2 separate regions of the Homo sapiens genome follow, and region 2 is linked to region 1. The links are chromatin loops, found by intact Hi-C in ENCODE. Cell type or tissue: dorsolateral prefrontal cortex. All regions are shown on one strand. Links, peaks and the distances in the headings refer to the core of each region. The heading gives the core; the rest is flanking DNA.

What was found. Peaks named below come from ENCODE experiments on the same cell type or tissue, not always from the same donor. Only the 100,000 strongest peaks of a DNase experiment are listed, where the experiment ranks them.
Region 2: it touches region 1 in a loop (2.5-fold over the local background); 31 of 110 quality-filtered maps call a loop at or near these places.

What each region holds. Positions count from the first base shown.
Region 1 is chr12:49,961,196-49,971,077 of GRCh38, forward strand. It overlaps AQP5 (aquaporin 5), which reads left to right and starts at 677. Exons shown (of 4, transcript NM_001651.4): 1 at 677-1,185; 2 at 2,297-2,461; 3 at 2,897-2,980; 4 at 3,797-4,487. The coding sequence starts at 823. The coding sequence ends at 3,982. LOC105369764 (a long non-coding RNA gene) reads right to left here. Exons shown (of 3, transcript XR_001749143.2): 2 at 4,488-4,610; 3 at 3,307-3,724. It overlaps AQP5-AS1 (AQP5 and AQP2 antisense RNA 2), which reads right to left and starts at 1,588. Exons shown (of 3, transcript NR_110591.1): 1 at 1,472-1,588. RefSeq lists enhancers at 5,435-6,058, 5,831-6,125. In dorsolateral prefrontal cortex, for the core only: CTCF peaks have their summits at 6,001 (motif pointing right), 6,283 and 6,494; DNase peaks (open chromatin) are centred at 1,926, 5,986, 6,406, 7,966 and 1 weaker place; H3K4me3 peaks cover 1,076 bases; H3K27ac peaks cover 3,798 bases.
Region 2 is chr12:49,770,242-49,780,495 of GRCh38, forward strand. It overlaps the pseudogene LSM6P2. Among named protein-coding and RNA genes, the nearest start is that of TMBIM6, 34 kb to the left of the region's middle. RefSeq lists enhancers at 6,002-6,231, 6,332-6,381. In dorsolateral prefrontal cortex, for the core only: CTCF peaks have their summits at 6,286 (motif pointing right), 6,488 and 8,088 (motif pointing left); DNase peaks (open chromatin) are centred at 6,310 and 8,092; H3K4me3 peaks cover 340 bases.

The DNA.
Region 1 (9,882 bases), core at 1,883-9,882:
GTGCCCACTTTTCCCAAAACGCCAGCCTTCCAAGCCCAGAAGCTCGCCCGGCCCAGGCCGGGAGCGGCCCACGTCGGACGGCCGGACCGCCCTGCAGGACCCAGCCCGGCCGCCCGCCCCCGCCGCCGGCGGTGAGGGAGGTGAGCGGCGCCGACCTGCGGGACGAGCATCACTCCGACCCAGCCGGGGGTGAGGCGGGTCAGGATGCTCCGGTCGCAGGAGGAAAAGGAGGAGCTGGACCAAAAGCCCGAAGAGAAGAAAAGGGGAAGGCCGCGCACGGAGCGCGGTAAAGGCCGGCGGAGCTAGACGCCCCGAGGTCGGAGTGAAGCGCCGGGACCGAGCCCCGTCTCCCAGGGAGTCCGGGGCGCACGGCACCGAGGAGAGCGCGGGAGCCAACCTGGGCGCATCATGCGCAGGGCCCGGGACGCTGGGCCGGTCTACACCGCCGCCTGGGTCACGTGGCCCGGACGGGCCGGCGGCTGCCCCGGCCGGGGGGCGGGGGTCGCGCCGGGGTTGCGCTGGACGACGGAGAGCGGCGGGCCCGCAGCGGCCTGGAGCCTCCCAACCCGCGCGCCGCGCTGGCCCCCGAGCGTAGGAGCCGCCCCCTGCCCCCCCGCGCCGGCCCCGCGCCCGGCCGCCCGCCCCCTATATAGCGCGCCCCAGCAGGGCCCGCGCCAGGCCGCCAGCCTCGGAGTGGGCGCGGGACAGTGCGCGGCGCCCCGCAGCCAGGCCCCCGCCCCCGCCGCATCCACCTCCTCCGCCGCCTGCGACCCAACGGGCGCCCCCCGCCGCGGCAGCTGCCGCCGGGCCCCCGCGGCCACCATGAAGAAGGAGGTGTGCTCCGTGGCCTTCCTCAAGGCCGTGTTCGCAGAGTTCTTGGCCACCCTCATCTTCGTCTTCTTTGGCCTGGGCTCGGCCCTCAAGTGGCCGTCGGCGCTGCCTACCATCCTGCAGATCGCGCTGGCGTTTGGCCTGGCCATAGGCACGCTGGCCCAGGCCCTGGGACCCGTGAGCGGCGGCCACATCAACCCCGCCATCACCCTGGCCCTCTTGGTGGGCAACCAGATCTCGCTGCTCCGGGCTTTCTTCTACGTGGCGGCCCAGCTGGTGGGCGCCATTGCCGGGGCTGGCATCCTCTACGGTGTGGCACCGCTCAATGCCCGGGGCAATCTGGCCGTCAACGCGGTGAGTGCCCTGGGGGGGGGGTGGGAGCCTCGACCCTGGGGTGGGCTCAGGACCAGGCCTCTTACCCCACCTGGAAAAAAGGGGTGCCGCAGAGTGGGCCAGCCCACACCCTTCACCAGGAAGGCAAGAGCCTCCCAAGGCCAGGAAGGCAACTCTCCAGGCTGATATGTGCTCCCTTCCTGCCCACCTCCTCTCCCCCTCCCCTCATGCTGGCCCACCCTGGTCTCTCTCCAATGCCTGCTACCCCTCCTCTCCTGCCAGAAACTTCTGCCTCCTCCTGTCTCACCTTTGAGCTCCACCTTCCTCCTGGGCCCCTCACCTCTCCCATCACCTCAGTGGAGCGGTTGAGTAGAACCACCAGAGAAAAGCGGGCTGTCATCACGGCTTTGGGTGACCCTGGCCTGTCTGTGCTTCATTGTTCTCAGCGCCTCCATGGGGATGGTTGTGTCTGCCACAGCAGGTGTCAAGGGGCTCACATTTAGAAACCGTAGATAGGAACCCCCTAATGTGGGGCCAGTGCAGAGCAGTTTCTGTTGAGTATTGGTTCCCTCTTTCCCCAACCTGTGCTCCTCCCCTCAACCCCGCACCCCTGCCTCCCTCCCACCTCCTGCAGCCCCAGAGTCAGCCCCCAACCCCATGCAAACTGGGTTCATTAATCAAACACAGAGGAGGATTTGCTTGGCCATTGTCAAGCTGTGAGTCAGCCGCACTGGAGAGACGGGTTTAAGGCTGGCACTGGCATGGGGCCAGGCACGGGCAGGAGGCCGGGATGGGGTGTGAGGCAGGCAAACCGGGCAGCTGCCCACAGGATGGAGGGTAAATGCCAGCTTATGGGGGCTGGGGGTTGGGCAGAGCCATTGATAGGCCCGTGTCCAGGAAAAGCTACCCTGACGCTCTGCCCTTTGGCCACAGGCCTGAGCTTCAAGCCTGTGCAAACTATGAAATGTACAGTGTCTTTAACAAATGGCTTCGCTGGGGCGATGTCCACAGGACTTGGCTTCCAGGTGCCAAGGTGCTCTAAGTGTCCCTGGAGGCCAAAAGCCCTACTCCCCGAGCCCCTGGCTATACAGCCAGAAGGTGGCCGGGGTCCTAACCCGCTATCCCCTTGCAGCTCAACAACAACACAACGCAGGGCCAGGCCATGGTGGTGGAGCTGATTCTGACCTTCCAGCTGGCACTCTGCATCTTCGCCTCCACTGACTCCCGCCGCACCAGCCCTGTGGGCTCCCCAGCCCTGTCCATTGGCCTGTCTGTCACCCTGGGCCACCTTGTCGGAGTGAGCAGTACCGACATTGGGCTGGGGTGAGGGTGGGGCAGGCACTCAAGGCAAATAATGGAGCCCTGGAGCGGAGCCCACTTCAGATGGATGAGTCCAGCAGAGTTTAAGGCCTGGATTTAGGGCTCCTGGACTCTGGCCCTACTGGGCCCCAGAATTGATCCCCCCAAAACCTCTGGGCTGAGGAAAGATGGGAGTAAGTAGGAGGTGGGATGGGACAGGAATCAAACCCAACCTCAGAGCAGAGAAGAGAGGAGGGCGTAGTTAAGGGTCCATGGTTAACCAAGCAGCTGGGATCCTTGGAGGGAGAGGTTGCCAGCCTGAGTTTGAGACCTGGCTGAGCCCCTGGACTGCAGTGTAACCTTGAGAGAGTCCAGATTCTGTGGGAGTGGACCAGGATGTTGCCTTTCTCTCCACCGCCCTGTCTCTATCCAGATCTACTTCACTGGCTGCTCCATGAACCCAGCCCGCTCTTTTGGCCCTGCGGTGGTCATGAATCGGTTCAGCCCCGCTCACTGGGTGAGTCTGTCCCTTCCCCTGGCTCCCTGGAGATGAGGGCCTGGAGACCCAGCAGTGGCAGCTCAGAGCTCACCAGACCTGGATTCTGTGGGTCTAGAGCTTGGGGGTGGGCCACGGAGTGGTGGCTGACAGAGAAAGGGACACAGTAGGGGATGGGATTCAGCTAGAGGGGCAGAGGTGGCTTTGTATGGCCTGAACCGCTGGGGACAGGGAGTCTGAGTATCTATCCGCTTATGGAAGAGGCTCTACTGAACCTGGAGGTGCAGAGGGGCTCTGTGTCAATTCCCTTGAGGATTTGGTGTCCGTCCCCCTCGGTGTCTGCGTGCTGGTCCTCTCTGATGTTTTATTTATCTGTCCCTGTTGAGGGGGTTGGGAGAGTCTTCCTGTGGGTCTGTCCCTGTGGACAGTCTGTCTGCCCCCCCTTTGGAAGCTCATGGTCACTCTCTCCAGGGTCTGCTTCTATCCCTGCGTGGAGGGGACACGCGCTCTGTTCATCCGTCTCTCTGAGGACCCACGTGTCCCCTCTGAAGGTTTATTTGCTTCTCTTTCCGGTGTGGTTGGAGGGAGCCTGTCCCTCTGGGAATCTGTTTGCCTTCTTTGAGGGTCTAGGTGTCTGTGGTCCATGTCTCTGTCCCTGGGAGTGGTGTGTCAGTATATTCGTCCCCGAGGTGGGAGGAAGTCTTTCTCCCTGAAGGTCTGGAAGTCTGCATGTCTGTCTCCTCTCAGGGTCCGTGGGTCTGTCCTCTGTGGGGTGGGGGGCATGTGGTCTTCAAGGTCTGGGGCTCAGCGCCCTGACTCCTGCCCTGTCTCCACCAGGTTTTCTGGGTAGGGCCCATCGTGGGGGCGGTCCTGGCTGCCATCCTTTACTTCTACCTGCTCTTCCCCAACTCCCTGAGCCTGAGTGAGCGTGTGGCCATCATCAAAGGCACGTATGAGCCTGACGAGGACTGGGAGGAGCAGCGGGAAGAGCGGAAGAAGACCATGGAGCTGACCACCCGCTGACCAGTGTCAGGCAGGGGCCAGCCCCTCAGCCCCTGAGCCAAGGGGGAAAAGAAGAAAAAGTACCTAACACAAGCTTCCTTTTTGCACAACCGGTCCTCTTGGCTGAGGAGGAGGAGCTGGTCACCCTGGCTGCACAGTTAGAGAGGGGAGAAGGAACCCATGATGGGACTCCTGGGGTAGGGGCCAGGGGCTGGGGTCTGCTGGGGACAGGTCTCTCTGGGACAGACCTCAGAGATTGTGAATGCAGTGCCAAGCTCACAGGCTGCAAGGGCCAGGCCAGAAAAGGGCGGGCCTGCAGCCTGCACCCCCCACCTTCCCCAACCCTTCCTCAAGAGCTGAAGGGATCCCAGCCCCTAGGTGGGCAGAGGCAGACCCTCCCCAGAGCTCCTTAGGAAGAAGACAGACTGGTTCATTGAATGCCGCCTTATTTATTTCTGGTGAGGATGCATGCGTGGGGCTGCTGGTGTTTAGAGTGGGGGCTACCCAATAAATCACTGATACTCACGTTCCACCTCTGTCTCTCCTCAGAGTGCCTTGAGACACTCTGGCCCATTGCCTCTCCTCTTTGTCATCCCACATCCTCCACCACGATCTCCACAGGGTACCAGGGGACCCCAGGACAAGTGCTCTGTGGGAAGAAAGGGAGACTGTGACCATGGGAGGCCCAGAGAATCAGAGAGATGGGAACAGAGCAGGGAGAGACTGAGAGAAGACCGAATATCAAAATAGAGCTAGAGGCCAGGAAGGAGGGGTCCTCACTGCAGTCACCCTCCACCCCTCCCCCTCAGCCATGTCAATCAAGTCCCTGCCACTTGAGGAGGGCTTGGCTGGCACTTGAGGGGAGTACCAGGGTGTGACAGGCAGGGCGGAGGAGTGAGCCAACCGCAGCCCCTCGAGATGGCAAGGGGGTGACCAGCCAGGTTCCATCACAGCCCTGGGCTCGTTTCTCTGCACCTTGGTCTTTCAAAAAGGTGTCCTGCTGGGAGCCTGTGCCCAGAGGGAGCAGCCCCCCGACCCCCCCAGAAGCCACATGTGGCCCAGCCCCCTTTTCCAGGGCTTCTCATGCCTTGGCCCACCAGTGTCCCCACCGTCCTCTCCTCTGGGCCTGAGCTCTGTCCTAGCCTGCTCTTGTCCCACTGTCACTGACACTCCTTAGGTAACCTCCTTAAACTCTCAGAGCCTCCCTCTCTTCATCTGTAAAATGGGGATAAAATATCACTTTCCTCACAAGATAGTTGTGGGGACCAGATGAGGGCATGAGATGCCTGGGACCAGTCAGCTTTCTGTGAGGAAAAGGCGGGGGGTCATGCAGTGAACAGCTCCGCATAGCCCAGCTTCGCAGTGAGCCCAGCCTGGAGTCAGTAACTACCCTCATTCCAATCTGGCCGTGAAACTTGGGGCAACATAAGCTCTCTGAGCTTTAAGGACCTTATCTGCAAAACAGGGGTACTTTTCCCGACCTCATGTGCTATGTGCTGTCGTGAGGAGAAAATGAGACCACGCCTGGAGGTAAAACGCTTGTACAAATGGTCAGGCGCCTTGGAGTGAGTGCTCAGTATAGTCGTGTTAATAGAAACCCACACGTGCCTGCCTAGTCTGAGGCCCCAGCCACATGCTTCTGCCCTCCTGGGGGTGTCTGGACCTGAGCGCCTGTCCAGCGGGGCCAGGAGACGGACTGAGAAGGGGTAGGGGAAGCTGTAGTTCTTGGCCAGCGAGAGGCAGTCCCAGGGGCTGGGGTGAGGAGTGGCAGACCCCCCAGCCTTCTCCACACTTAGAGTCTAAGCATCTACAAGTGAGAGGTCAGCCACTCATGTCCGCCCCATAGGCTTACAGTAAACACCACGTGGCATTGCGTGTGAGAACCCCGGGAGCCCAGGGAAGGAGCAGCCCCCCACCCACCGTGTCCCTTCCCACTTCTTCCAACCTGCCCCGGGCTGGGGGAGCCGGGCTGCAAGTGCCAGCTCTGGCCAGCAGAGGGCGACGTCGTCCACCGAATCCACAGCGTGGCGCCTCGTCGTCCACAAGTCCTGGGTCTGGGCTCTAGCCAGATGGGGGTGGAGTGGAGGACACAGGGAGTCCCTCATGCTTGAGTCCCCTGGGGCCACCTTGAGGCAGCCTATCCCAATGCATCCCCGCCCCGCTATCCGGGTGGGGCGCAGAAGAGAGGGGAGCCCTTCTCCGCTCAGTCTCCAGGAGACTCAGGTACAGACACAGCCATGACCAGGAGGATGGGCTCTTCCTCCAGCCCAATGGGGGCCACGGCAGGGTGGACAGTGGACCCTTGGGAGACAAACCCGCGGGGGCAGGCAAGGCACTAAGTCAGAGGGGGCTACCGGCCCTGAGCTTCCTGCAGGTTGCCTCGCCTGGCCCTTGGGCAGGCTTCCAGCTAGGGCTTGGGGCTGACAAGCGCCGTGGTTGGGGCGGTGTGGCCAGCAGGGGTCGCTGTGTCTGCGTGTCGGATCTTGCAGGAGCGGCAGGTCTGCGGGCTCACAAAGTCCCGTGCACACGCGCGCACACACACTGACCCCACACAGTCCGGGGCTCGCGGCCACACACTGACCTCAGTCGTGCCCGAGGGCTGCATGTTCCGGGTGTGTGCGTCTCCTTTCCTCCGCACGTTCATTCGAATGTGCAGAGCCACATCAGCCCTCCTCCAGCATTCGCTCACAGGGCCACCGCCGGCCCCACCGCGGGCCCAGACCTATGAGCCTGGCTCCACGGGTTCTCAGAGGCACACCTGTGTGCTGTCCAACGCAAGCACACACAGTCCCCGTCACCTCTGCTGCACCTAAAGATGGAACCCAGGGAGAGTCTGGATTCTCCTGTGGGAGGCTCCCTTCCCCTTCCTCCCTCTCTTCCTCTCCCCAGGGCCTGCCAGTTCTCACCAGCTGGGAGGTGGACAAGGTGATATGGGGAGAGATGGAAGAGGACCGGGAGGAGAGGTGGAGAGCGGACAGAGGGGCTGGCTGTTGAGATGGGTGGACAGGAGGAAGGACATCTGGGAGGACCAGGTCTCTCCGCTCCTCTTGGCCTCATGTGTCTCCGTCATGTGTGGATGAGGACATCAGACCTCCCTACCTTTCCAGGTTTTGTGGGGATCACTGAGATGAGGCACGGGAAGCCATCTTGAATTCCCTCCCCATCAGTTTGTGTTCTCCCTCCTTTTCTCTCCCGGTACCTTCCTCCTTCCCCTCCCCTTCGCCCCCCTTACTTTCCCCAATCTCTAATAGGACTTCAGTCAGAGCTGCATTGACAGGCAGCCCTAGGCAGCCAGATAAGGAACCTCGGCAAAAGGTTTTTGAGCATGAATGAGCTTAAAGCTTGGCACTAGAGCCCAGTGCTGGCTGGGTTCGGGCACGTGCTGGCTAGGACAGGAAGCCAGGCCTGGAGCAAGCCCTGGTCAATGGCTACCTGGCCTCAGGAGGTGAAGGACCTTGTCCCAGGCTGGGCAGAGGTCAGGAGACTCAGCCCCGAGCTAGCTGGGGACAAGGGCTGCCACTGCACTTAGCACTTTCAGGCTCCAAGGCCCAGGGCAGGTGCTGAGGTGCCTGTCTTGGAGCCGCCATGCAGCCCCGTCCCCACAGCTGTCTAACGGCAGGGGGCAGGGAAGTTACAATCCTAATCATTCACATTTTCTGACTTGGAGGCCCTCTCCTAGGTATCAGCACATTTACTCCTAACTACACACAGGGAGGAGGGAATTATTAGCATCATCCCCACTGCATAAATGAGGATCTTGAGGTTAAGCAACTGCTTAGGGTGCAATACACATGGCAGTGTTCACAATCCTTTCAGTGGCCTCATCAGCAGCTCTCAACAGGTAAGCATTGCTGCCACGTGGCGCCCATTTAACAAGGGCAGAAACTGAGGCTAGGTCAGATGAAAGTGCCTGTCCACCAAGCCCTCTACTCGCCCTGCCTGAAGTGAGGGAAGCAGACAAGTGCCCTTGAGCTACCCTGGGACAGCCCCCAGCCAGGGAACCCCCCGTGCCAGGGAGGAACAGTGCCCACGCCGCCCCCACAGCCATGCCCAGTCATCCCTTGAGCATTTATTGAATGACCCCTCTATGCCAGCCAGGGATGGATGTCTGTGCTGGAACAGTGGAGGCATTGAGGAGGCAGAGGCCACAACCAGCCCCTGGCTTTGCTCAAGCCCTGCTTCTCTAAGAAGCTTGCCCTGATTCTGCTGGAGAGGGAAATGAGGGCAGGCTTCGCAGAAGAACAGCACTTGAGCAAAGTCTTGAGAGACAAAAAGGAGAGGCATCCAAACTCCACAGCAAAGGGCTCGTTCTGGGGAAATATGTCTGGCCTGTTTGGAGTAAAGGGTGCAGGGTGGGCAGTGGAAGGGGAGCCTTCCTTGCATGTTAAACATGGGTATTCAGACCTGATTCTGAGGCAATGGGGAGCCATTGAAAGCTTTAGAGCAGAGGAGTAACTTGATGAGCTTTGCATTTTGGAAGGATCTCTCTGACAGTGAGTGGAGAGGAGAGTGGTGTGGAAGGGCACAACATAGTCTGAGAGCCCAGGAAGGAGGTTAATGCAGTCATCCTGGAGAGGTGATAAGGGCTGCACTGGGCCAGTGGCAAGTGGGGATGGAAAGAGGTGTCAAATATGAGAAAGAGCTACCAGGAACCTGGTACAAGGAACCTATTTGCTATGGGCTGGGGGAAGGGGAAGCACCAGATGCTTCCTGTGTTCTGGCCTGGGCAACTGAGTGAGAGTAGGGTGAGGAGGAGCAAGCCGGAGGGTCCAGTGAGAGGTGAGTGGGTCTGGAGTTTAGGAGAAAGATCTGGGCCAGAGACAGTGTTGAGAGTCGACAGTATCTGCAGGGTGTGGAAGTCACAGGTGGGAACAGGGCTGCCCAGGCACACTCATCAGGAGTGAGGGGCCATGGGCCAGGAGTAGACAAGTCCTGGGCTTAAGGATCAGCAGAAGAGGAGCCAGCCATGGAGGCCACGTGGCAGAGTTGCCCTCACAGAGATGGGAGGACAGCCAGGAGATGTGCCTCAAAGGCAGGGAAAAAGAGGCGTCAGGAAGATGGCCGGCAGCCCATGTGCCACAGTGGGCTGGAGAGGAAATCATGCTGGCCTTTGCCAGAGCGGTTTCGGTAGCCGGGGGCTGGGGGCTGTTGTGCAGTGGATAGGTGGCTGGAACCTTGACTCCAAATCATGATCTTTCACTGCTCCGCGACTACGCAGGCACGTTTATAGGGAAGAAGTCAAGAGAAGGGGAAGCCTGAAAGCCACAGGTGAGACTGGGAAAGGCCAAGAGAGGGTCCCAGTCACTCAAAGGGAGCCAGAAGTCCAAGGAGGGTCCCCCGACCCCGACTTGTACACTGGAGAAGGGCTGCCCCTACTTCAAGGCCACAGGGCAGCTGCAGGTGAGTTTGGCTGGGAGGGAGGATGGGAAGAAGTCTTGCCTGGTAGCTTGGCTTTCTAGGTAGGGTGGGAGGCAAGGGTGGGTGCTCTGCTGAGAGAAAGCCAGAGTGAGTCGAATACTTGAAGAGAGTGGGGGAGGTTTAAAGAATGAGGGGAGAGCTGTGGAAGGATTGCTGAGCAGAGCTGCGATCCCTACTGGGGCCAGAGACCATGAACTTGTCATGGTAGCAGTCTGCACGACTGGGTGAGTTTCTCCAGCAGTGCTCAGCAGCGCAGATGGGGGGCAGAAAGGCGTGGAAGAGGATGAGAACAGAGACACGCAGCAGGGACGGGGTGGAGAGGACAGGGAGCCAGGACCACGGAGCGCTGGCAAGAGCCTGCTCAGGGTGAGATGCCCAGGAGTTCCCTGGAGAGGACATGGTGAAGTCGAGACAGCAGGGAGAACAGAAGGAAATGGGTGAGGGATGTTACTGGGACTCAGACAGGGACTGGGGAGGAACAGAGCCTGTAGTCCAGAGTTAAG
Region 2 (10,254 bases), core at 1,427-9,426, 190 kb before region 1:
CCATGAAAGCAGATCCTCCAGTTTCAAACTTTCAGGTGACTACAGTCTCATGAGACACTGAGCCAGAACTGCCTCACCAATCTACCAATCTGTTTCTGAATGCCTGGCCCACAGAAACTGTGAGCAATAATACATTTATTGCTGTTTTAAACCACTGTGTTACACAGCAATAGATAACAGCTCAAACACTGACTACATGATAAAGAAATATTATTAATGCATAACGCTAATAATGTTATGATTGCATTCTTCAAAAGTTATCTTTTAAAGATGCATACTGGCCAGGCGCGGTGGCTCACGCCTGTAATCCCAGCACTTTGGGAGGCCGAGGTGGGCGGATCACCTGAGGTCAGGAGTTCAAGACCAGCCTGGACAACATGGTGAAACCCGGTCTATACTAAAAATACAAAAATGAGCCAGGTGTGGTGGTGGGCGCCTATAGTCCCAGCTACTCGGGAGGCTGAGGCAAGAGAATCGCTTGAACCTGGGAGTGGAGGTTGCAGTGAGCCGAGATCTCACCACTGCACTCCAGACTGGGTGACAGAGCGAGACTCCATCTCAAAAATAAATAAATAAATAAAAATTAAAGATGCATACTGAAATAAGTATGGATTAATTACTATGATGTCTGAGATTTGCATCAAAATACTCAGTTGGGCTTGTGGAGTGCCTGGAGTGAGGGTTCTGGATCCCACCCGTGAGATTTAGGATTGTTAAAATGAGTCTTCAGAAGCAAATCCCTAGTGACTTCTTATAGCAAATCATCGGATGACCAATTGTGGTAAAATTAAATTATAGAGTGGATTATTGAGGGGTCCTGGCTTGCCTGGATGGCTACATGAATATAGCCTTGGGGTAGACAGAAGAATATATACAACCAAAGAATAAGTATGGGAAGCTGGGTACAGTGGCTCATGCCTGTAATCCCAGCACTTTGGGAGGCTGAGTTGGGCAGGAATTTGAGACCAGCCTGGCCAACATGGTGAAACCCCTTCTGTACTGAAAAAAAAAAAAAAAAAAAAAAAAGGCCAGGAGCGGTGGCTCACGCCTGTAATCCCAGCACTTTGGGAGGCAGAGGCGGGCAGATCATGAGGTCAGGAGATCAAGACCATCCTGGCTAACATGGTGAAACCCCGTCTCTACTAAAAAATACAAAAAAAATTAGCCAGGCGTGATGGCAGGCGCCTGTAGTCCCAGCTACTAGGGAGGCTGAGGCAGGAGAATGGCGTGAACCCAGGAGGTGGAGCTTGCAGTGAGCCAAGATCGTGCCACTGCACCCCCAGTCTGGGCGGCAGAGTGAGACTCCATCTCAAAAAAAAAAGTACAAAAATTGGCCAGGCGCAGTGGTGCACACCTGTAGTCCCAGCTACTCAGGAGACTGAGGCAGGAGAATTGTTTGAACCCGGGAGGTGGAGGCTGCAGTGAGCTGAGATCACACACTGCACTCCATCCTGGGTGATAGAGTAAGACTGTCTCAAAAAAAAAAAAAAAAAAAAAAGAATGAGTATGGGCTACATTTATCCAAGAAAAGTACATCAGTACACAGAACAGAAGGGTGTGAAGGCACCAAGAGGGCCATACTTTTCATAGTTGGATATCTTTTTATTATTTTTTTCTAATTCTTGCTTCTTTGTGATATACTTTGTCCTGTTTTTTATAATAGTTTATTTTTCACTGACATTTAAGATAAATGTATACAATTAATTATGAAGTGTTCTTTTACATTTAAGTTTCAGTCATTTTCTTTTACCACTTTGTCAGTGTACAAAATGCTAAAAGAATTTTTGAAAAAGAAAAAAAATAGTTGAATGGTGGCAGGGAGTGAAGAAAGTAGAGGGTATAGATAATATGAATGGTTATGAGTTTATATCGGTTGTGGCTAGGCAATGGACATTGATTGTACGATTCTCTCTCCTTTTGTGTTTGAAATGTTCTATCATGGAAAACTAAAGAAACAAAAAAGGCATAATGGTCCAGGCAAGAGAAAAGATGATGTGAAGTAGAGCAGTAGTCATAAGGACAGGAGACAATGGACTAAAATATTCTGGAGGTAAAATCTCCAGGCCTTAGTGATTAATGAGACATGGGGAGGTGAGAAAGACAGGAGATCAAGGATGATTCTCAGGGGGTCAGGATGGTCCTACCAGCTACCTGCCAACTGTGCAAGCTTGGGAGAGTTACTCAGCCTTTCTGTGTCTCATTTTCCCATGTGTAAAATGGAAGTAATAATAGTACTTCCTGTATAGAACTATTGTGAGAATTAAATTAATAAAATACAGTCATGTGCCATATGATGTTTTGGCCAATGACACGCTGCTTATATGATGGTGGTCCTATACTCACACCTGTAATCCCAGCACTTTGGGAGGCCGAGGCAGGCAGATCACGAGCTCAGGAGTTCAAGACCAGCCTGACCAACATAGTGAAACCCCGTCTCTACTAATAATACAAAAATTAGCTGGGCATGGTGGTGCATGCCTGTAATCCCAGCTACCTGGGAGGCTGAGACAGGAGAATTGCTAGAACCCGCGAGGCGGAGGTTGCAGTGAGGTGAGCCAAGATCACGCCACAGCACTCCAGCCTGGGCAACAGGGCAAGACTCCATCTAAAAAAAAAAAAAAAAAGATTATCATACTATATTTTTACTGTACCTTTTCTATGTTTAAATTCACAAATGCTCATCATGGTGTTACTATAATTGCCTATAGTATTCAGTACAGTAAGATGCTGTACAGGTTTGTAGCCTAGGAACAACAGGCGATACCATAGAGCTTAGGTGAATAGTAGGCTACGCCATCTAGGTCTGTGTAAGTATATTTTACCATATTCACACAATGACAAGATCCCTGTCTTACTGTATGTAAACAACTTAGAAGTGTGTTCAGCCCATAATAAAACTTCTAAATGTTAGTTCTTCCACTAGGGAGGCCCAGGTCTGTGGGTGGGATGGTAGTTTTGGCTCTGACATGCTGAGATTGCAGTGGTGTGGGACACCCTTGCAGATGCCAGGGGACATTGGGATATGAATCTAAAGCTAAGGGAAGAAGTTAGGAATAGACGTATGGATGACTTGGCACTTTTTTCTTTTCTTTTCTTTTCTTTTTTTTTTTGAGACAGAGTCTCACTGCAACCGCCGCCTCCTGGGTTCAAGCAATTCTCCTGCCTCAGCCTCCTGAGTAGTTGAGATTACAGGTACCCGCCACCACGCCCGGCTAATTTTTTTTTTTTTTTTTTTTTTTTTTTAGTAGAGACGGGGTTTCACCATGTTGGCCAGGCTGGTCTCAAACTCCTGACCTCAGATGATCCACCCACCTTGACCTCCCAAAGTGCTGAAATTATAGGCATGACCCACCGAGCCCAGCCTGACTTGGCACATTTTTTTTTTCTTTTTTTTTTTTTTGAGACAGAGTCTCGCTCTGTCGCCCAGGCTGGAGTTAAGTGGCACGATCTCGGCTCACTGCAAGCTCTGCCTCCCGGGTTCACACCATTCTCCTGCCTCAGCCTTCTGAGTAGCTGGGACTACAGGCGCCCACCACTGCACCTGGCTAATTTTTTGCATTTTTAGTACAGATGGGGTTTCGTCGTGTTAGCCAGGATGGTCTTGATCTCCTGACCTCGTGATCCACCCGCCTCGGCCTCCCAAAGTGCTGGGATTACAGGCGTGAGCCACCACGCCCAGCCAACTTGGCACATTTTTAAACCATAAAAATGTCAGCTCCTTGAACTTCACTACTTCACCAAAGAAGATACACAAATGGCAAATTGCACATGAAAATATGTTCAAAATTTAAAAATTAGTTGGGTTTGGTGGCATGCACCTGTAGTCCCAGCTACTCAGGAGGCTGAGTTGGGAAGTTGGGAGGATCACTTGAGCCCAGGAGGCTGAGCTGCAGGGAGCTGTGATTGCACTACTGCACCCCCACCTGGACCACGGAGCAAGACCCTGTCTCAAAAAAAAAAAAAGAAAAAAAAGTTGTTCAACATTATTAGACATTAAGGGAATGCAAATTAAAGCAACAATTAAATACTACTACACACCTACTAGAATGGCTAAAATTTTTTTGAAGTGATAATACTGAGTGCTCGTGTGAATGTGGAGCAACTGGATCTATTGAACGTCGCTGGTGGTGAGGTAACATGGTACACTGGATCTATTGAACGTCGTTGGTGGTGAGGTAACATGGTACAGACTCTCTGGAAAACAATTTCGCAGTTTCTTATAAAATTAAACATACATTAACCATACAACCCAGCAATTGTACTGCTGGGTATTTACCCTAGAGAAATAAAAATTTGTGTTCACACAGAAACCTCTACATGAGGCCAGGCACAGCATGCCTGTAATCCCAGCACTTTGGGAGGCCGAGGTGGGTGAATCACTTGAGGTCAGGAGTTTAAGACCAGCCTGGCCAACAAGGTGAAACGCCATCTCTACTAAAAATACAAAAATTAGCCGGGTGTGGTGGCCTGCACCTGTAATCCCAGCTACTTGGGAGGCTGAGGCAGGAGAATCACTTGAACCCAGGAGGTGGAGGTTGCAGTGAGCCGAGATTGCTCCACTTTACTCCAGCCTGGGCGACAGAGTAAGACTCAGTCTCAAAAAGATAAAAAGAAACCTGTACACAGATGTTCAGAGAGGCTTTATTTTTAATAGCCTACAACTGGGACAAACCCAAATATTCTTCAATATGTGAATGAATGAACAAACAAACTGTGGTACATCCATACAATGGAATACTACTCTGCAATACAAAGAATGAACCACAGACACATACAACAACTTAGATGGATCTCAAAGGCTCCATCAGGAAACCCAGGCACCTCACCACTTAAGGAGTGTGTGGAAACTTTGATTCCACGGTTCTCCATCCCCTCTGCCACTGCCTAGGTTTAGGCCTCACTGAATCTCACCTGGATTATTGTCCCAGCCTCCTCACTAGTCTTGGATCTCTGCAGTCCATCTGAAAGGTTTGCAGGCCTGAACTACCACTCTGTGGCGAGAAGAGGAAATATGCAGAGTGCCATCCTTTCACCCTTTGTGACCAGTGCACTAAATTCTGACCACAGTCTCCCCAACCCACTGCACTACTTCTAGAAGGGCCTTTCTACACTGAACTTTTCAATGGCTCATCTTTGCTCTTTAGATAAAGTCCAAACTCATACTTCCCAGGCTCTGACTTACCTCTGTCCTCCCATATTTCAGTGCCCCAGCGATGAGACTCATTTTTATGCTAGAATATTCCACTAGATCCCTCACTGTTACACATTGATTGGCATTTTTCTTTTTCTGCCTAGAGCTCTCACTCCACCCTCTCTGCCTGGGTCAGTCGTACCTACCCTGCAGGTCTTAGGTTGTTCTGTGGGGGTTTTTTTGTTGTTGTTTTTTTAGACAGTCTCATTCTATCGCCCAGGCTAGAGTGCAGTAGTGAAATCTAGGCTCACTTGCAACCTCTGCCTCCCGGGTTCAAGTGATTCTTCTGCCTCAGCCTCCCGAGTAGCTGGTATTACAGGCGCCTGCCACCACGCCTAATTTTTGTATTTTTAGTAGAGACGGAGTTTCACCATGTTGGCCAGGCTGGTCTCGAACTGCTGACTTCAAGTGATCCACCCGCCTTGGCCTTCCAAAGTGCTGGGATTACAGGTGTGAGCCACCTCGCCCGGCCACAGGTCTTAGTTTTGATATCGCCTCCTCTAGGAAGTCTCCTCTGAGCCCTCAAGACTGTTAGAGGAGCCTCTTCTGGGGCCTCCCTCCATCACAGCACGGCTGGAGTCACCTGGGGGCTGTTGGCATCACCCACTGGAACTGGGAGCCCCATTCACCTCTGAATTCCTGCTGTCTGGCTCAGCGTTTCACACCTACTAGGTGTGAAGGTCTGCAAATTAACAACGTGGTTGGATGAGAAAATGAAGGCCTGAAAGTGGAGGCACGGCATGGGGAGGGAGGTCACCCGAAGTGCGTCCTGACTTTAGGAAGGCCAGGGTATGAAAAGCAGACAAGGCTCACCATCCATCCTGCTCCCTTGCCAACGCTTTCTACCTTTGGGCTGACTGTAGGATAAGTGTCCCCCGCCTCCCATGCCAGGCTGGGGGAAGGACTGGCAGGGTTACTTCCAGGAGAAACAGATAAGGCCAGGGAGGAGTTTCTGTCCGTCAAGCGCATATATTTTTATTCTCTGCACTTTGTCCAAGGCCTGCAATGGGTTGGGGAGACTGTGGTCAGGATTTGGTGCATTGGTCACAAAGGGTGAAAGGAAGGCACTCTGCATATTTCCTCTTCCCACCACAGGGTGGCAGTTCAGGCCTACAAACGTCTCGGATGGGCGCTGCCTCGGTTGCACCATCTGATGGCTACGTGTTTCACCATGTTGCACAGGCTGGTCTCTAACTCCTGGCCTCAAGTGATCCGCCCACCTCAGCCTCCCAAAGTGCTGGGATTACAGGTGTGAACCACTGCATCTGGCCAACAATATATTTTTTTAAGTTGAAGGAATCGAAAACAAAGAACATATGTGGCAAATTTATATTTGTTATTTTAAAAACAGTTCCTGGGAATGCTCCTGCCTTAGAGAAGGCCCCCAATGCTATCTTCTTGGCTTCCTGAGTCAGCGGGAGAAACCTGATTTCTTGATGGCATTTGCCACCTGACTGGGCCTGCCTGATCACTCTCGCATGAACTGTTCTCTGCATTTATCACACCTGTATCCAGGTGTCCTCTCCCCCTCGTTCATGTCACTTGGGATACCCCAGGGCTCCTGTGGCTGAACCTCCCCAACCCAGCTTCTTGGTCTCCTGCAGGGATGCTCACCCGCCCCAGCCCCATTTCATCATCTGCTCTCCTACTCTCAGGCCACAGCCACGTTATTCAGTTCTCACTTCCTCTGCCCCCTCCTCACCTACACTTTGGTTGCATTACAAGCCCAGTCCTGCCCCTTAATCCCTCCACTTTATCTTGCTTCCTTTTTTTTTTGTTTTGAGACGGAGTCTTACTCTGTCACCCAGGGTGGAATGCAATGGCACGATCTCAGCTCACTGTAACCTCCACCTCCCGGGTTCAAGTGATTCTCCTGCCTCAGCCTCCCGAGTAGCTGGGATTACAGGCGCCCGCCATCACACTTGGCTAATTTTTATATTTTTAGTAGAGATGGGGTTTTACCATGTTGCACAGGCTGGTCTCAAACTTCTGGGCTCAAGTGATCCTCTTGCCTCGGCCTCCCAAAGTGCTGGGATTTCAGGCATGAGCCACAGCACCTGGCTTGTGTTGTGATTTTGAATGCAGACTCTGGGGCTGAGCTGTCTGGGCTTGTCTCACAGCTCTTCCATAGACAAGCTTTGACATTGGGAAAGTTACTTAAGTTCTCTGATCTTCACTTTCTCCTAGTAAAACAGAAATAACAATAATACCTACCCAAAAACATTGTGGCGAGGATTAATGGACTTAATCTGTATAAAGTGCTTAGAACAGTGCCTGGCACATTGTAAATATTATATATGGGTTTGCTCCTATGTATTATTATTAGTATTACTCGAGCTGGAGGCTTTGGGTCACTCCACTTAGCCTCTCGCCAATTCCACAATCTTCCTTCTCTAGTCCTAGAACCAGGCCTTTGCACCCTGCTAGGAGAAGCAGCAGCAACCACAGAAGTCCGACTTTCCTGCAGTCTGGTGCTAAGGAGATGCCTGGACTTCAGCATCCACTGGGCTCCAGCCTCCTTTGAAAACCCTTGATTTGTCCTCAGCCCGGCCCCTCTCCGCTGTCTCCAGTGGCCATCCCATATCTTCGCGACTTCCCCATCCACACGGTGTGAATGTAAAATGGTACAGAGATATAGAATGGAGGTGAGGGCCCCATATGGTAAATTGATAGACAATGGCCACCGTATTTTGTAGCTCCTCCATCGACGTGTGATGACCTCTCATCTCTCATACTCTAATCCTCAAACTGCTCTGCACATTCCCAAGTCTGTTCCCAACTCCTGAAGCCCTTCCACTGCCTCTAGAATTCGCAGCCCTACATCTGCAAAACTCCCCAACTTCATCTTCTCCTGGTGTTCCCTTTGCCTTCGCAGGCAGCAGGTTCCTGGCTCCCCCTGGAGGACACGGCCCTCCCTGCAATGCCCTCAGGTGGGTGCAGCTTTCCCTGCCTCACCTTTGTGCCTCGAGGCGCCCTCCTTGTTCTTCAGTGCTGCTTTCAGAACCTTCTTCCCTAAAATCCCTCAGCTCTGAGTCTCAGGTTGTAGGACGCTGCCTCCCTCTTCCATGCACCTACCAATCCCTGGGCTACTTCCGTGTTTCTAGAAGGTTTCATTCCTACCTCAGTGTCATTCTCTCTAACGTGATTTCTGCCCTAATTCTTAGAGATTTCTTTTTGTTTGTTTGGTTGGACTTTGGTTTGTTGTTGTTGTTTTGAAACAGAGTTGTGGTCTTATATCCCAGGCTGGAGTCCAATGGCAGAATCTTGGCTCACTGCAACCTCCGCCTCCTGGGTTCAAGCAGTTCTCCTGCCTCAGCCTCCCGAGTAGCTGGGATTACAGGTGCGCACAACCACGCCCAGCTAATTTTTGTATTTTTAGTAGAGATGAGGTTTCACCATGTTGATCAGGCTGGTCTAACTCCTGACCTCAGGTAATCCACACACCTCGGCCACCCAAAGTGCTGGGATTACAGGCGTGAGCCACCACACTGGCCTATTGTTGTTTTTGAGACAGGGTCTTGCTCTGTCTCCCAGGCTGGACTGCAGTGGTGTGATCTTGGCTCACTGCAGCCTGAACTGCCCAGGCTCAGGCGATCCTCCCATCTCAGCCTCCTGAGTAGCTGGGACTATAGGCACGTGCCACCACGCCAGGCTGATTTTTGTATTTTTTTGTAGAGACAGGGTTTCGCCATGTTGCCCAGGCTGTTCTCGAGCTTCTGGGCTCAAGTAATCCTCCTCCCAGCCTCCAAAAGTGCTGGGATTCCGGGCGTGAGCCACTGCACCAGGTCCTAAGAGATTTCAATATTCACGTAGATACATCCTCCCCATACCCTGGCCTCTCACTTCCACGATCTCCTCTCCTCCAAAGACCTCTCATGGCCACACCCTGCTCCTTGTCATTACTAATAACTGCACCTCCTCTGTATTAGTTTGTTAGGGCTGTCATAACAAAGTACCACAGACTGGATGGCTTAGACAGCAGAAATATATTGTCACAGAAATGTAGCCTTCTTCTGGAGGCTAGAAGTCCAAGATCAAGGTGATGTCAGTGTTGGTTCCTTCTGAGGCTGTGAGACAGAACCTGTCTGTGCCTCTCACCCAGCTTCTGGTGGTTGCTGGCAATGCTTGGGGTTCCTTGGCTCATGGATGCATCACCCTGACCTCTGCTTTCATCTTCACATGGTGATATGGTTTGGCCATGTCCCCACCCAAATTTCATCTTGAATTGTAGTTTCCATAATCCCCATGTGTTGTGGGAAGGACCCAGCGGGAGGTAATTTAATTATAGGAGTGGGTAGCCTCATGCTATTCTTGTGACAGTGAGTGAGTTCTCACGAGATCTGATGGTTTTATAAGGGGCATTCCCCACTTTTGCTCAGCACTTCTCCTTCTACTGCCATGTGAAGAGGGACATGTTTGCTTCCCCTTCCACCATGATTGTAAGTTCCCTGAGTCAATTAAACCTCTTTCCTTGATAAAGTACCCAGAGTTTAGGGCATGTATTTATTAGCAGCATGAGAATGGACTAATATACATGGTGTCTCCCTGTGTGCTTGTCCATCTGGCTTCAAGTTCCTCCTTTTTATAAAGACACCAGTCAAAATAGGAGTAGGGCCCACCCAAATGACCTCATTTTAACTTGACTACCTCTGTAAAGACCCTATTTCCAGATAAGGTCACATTCTGAGATACTGGGGGTAGGCCTCCACATCTTAGAGGGAGAGGGACACAATTCAACCCTTAATACCGCATTCCCATTCCCATTCTCTCAATGTCATGCTGCCCATCCCGTGACCACCACCTCATTTCTTCCCAACATCTTTCCAACTTATTCCCACTAGTACTCTACCTCCAAAATTCCTTTGATCCCACTGGGACCTACAATGTACTGTCCCTACTCCCCCATGCCTCCCTCTTTTACTGTTCCTTTTTCCCTTTTTATCCAATTTAAAGACCACAGTCACACTTGTAATCCCAGCTACTCAGGAGGCTGAGGCAGGAGGATTCCTTGAGCTCAGGAATTTGAGGCTGCAGTGAGCTGTAATCTCTCCACTGCATGTCAG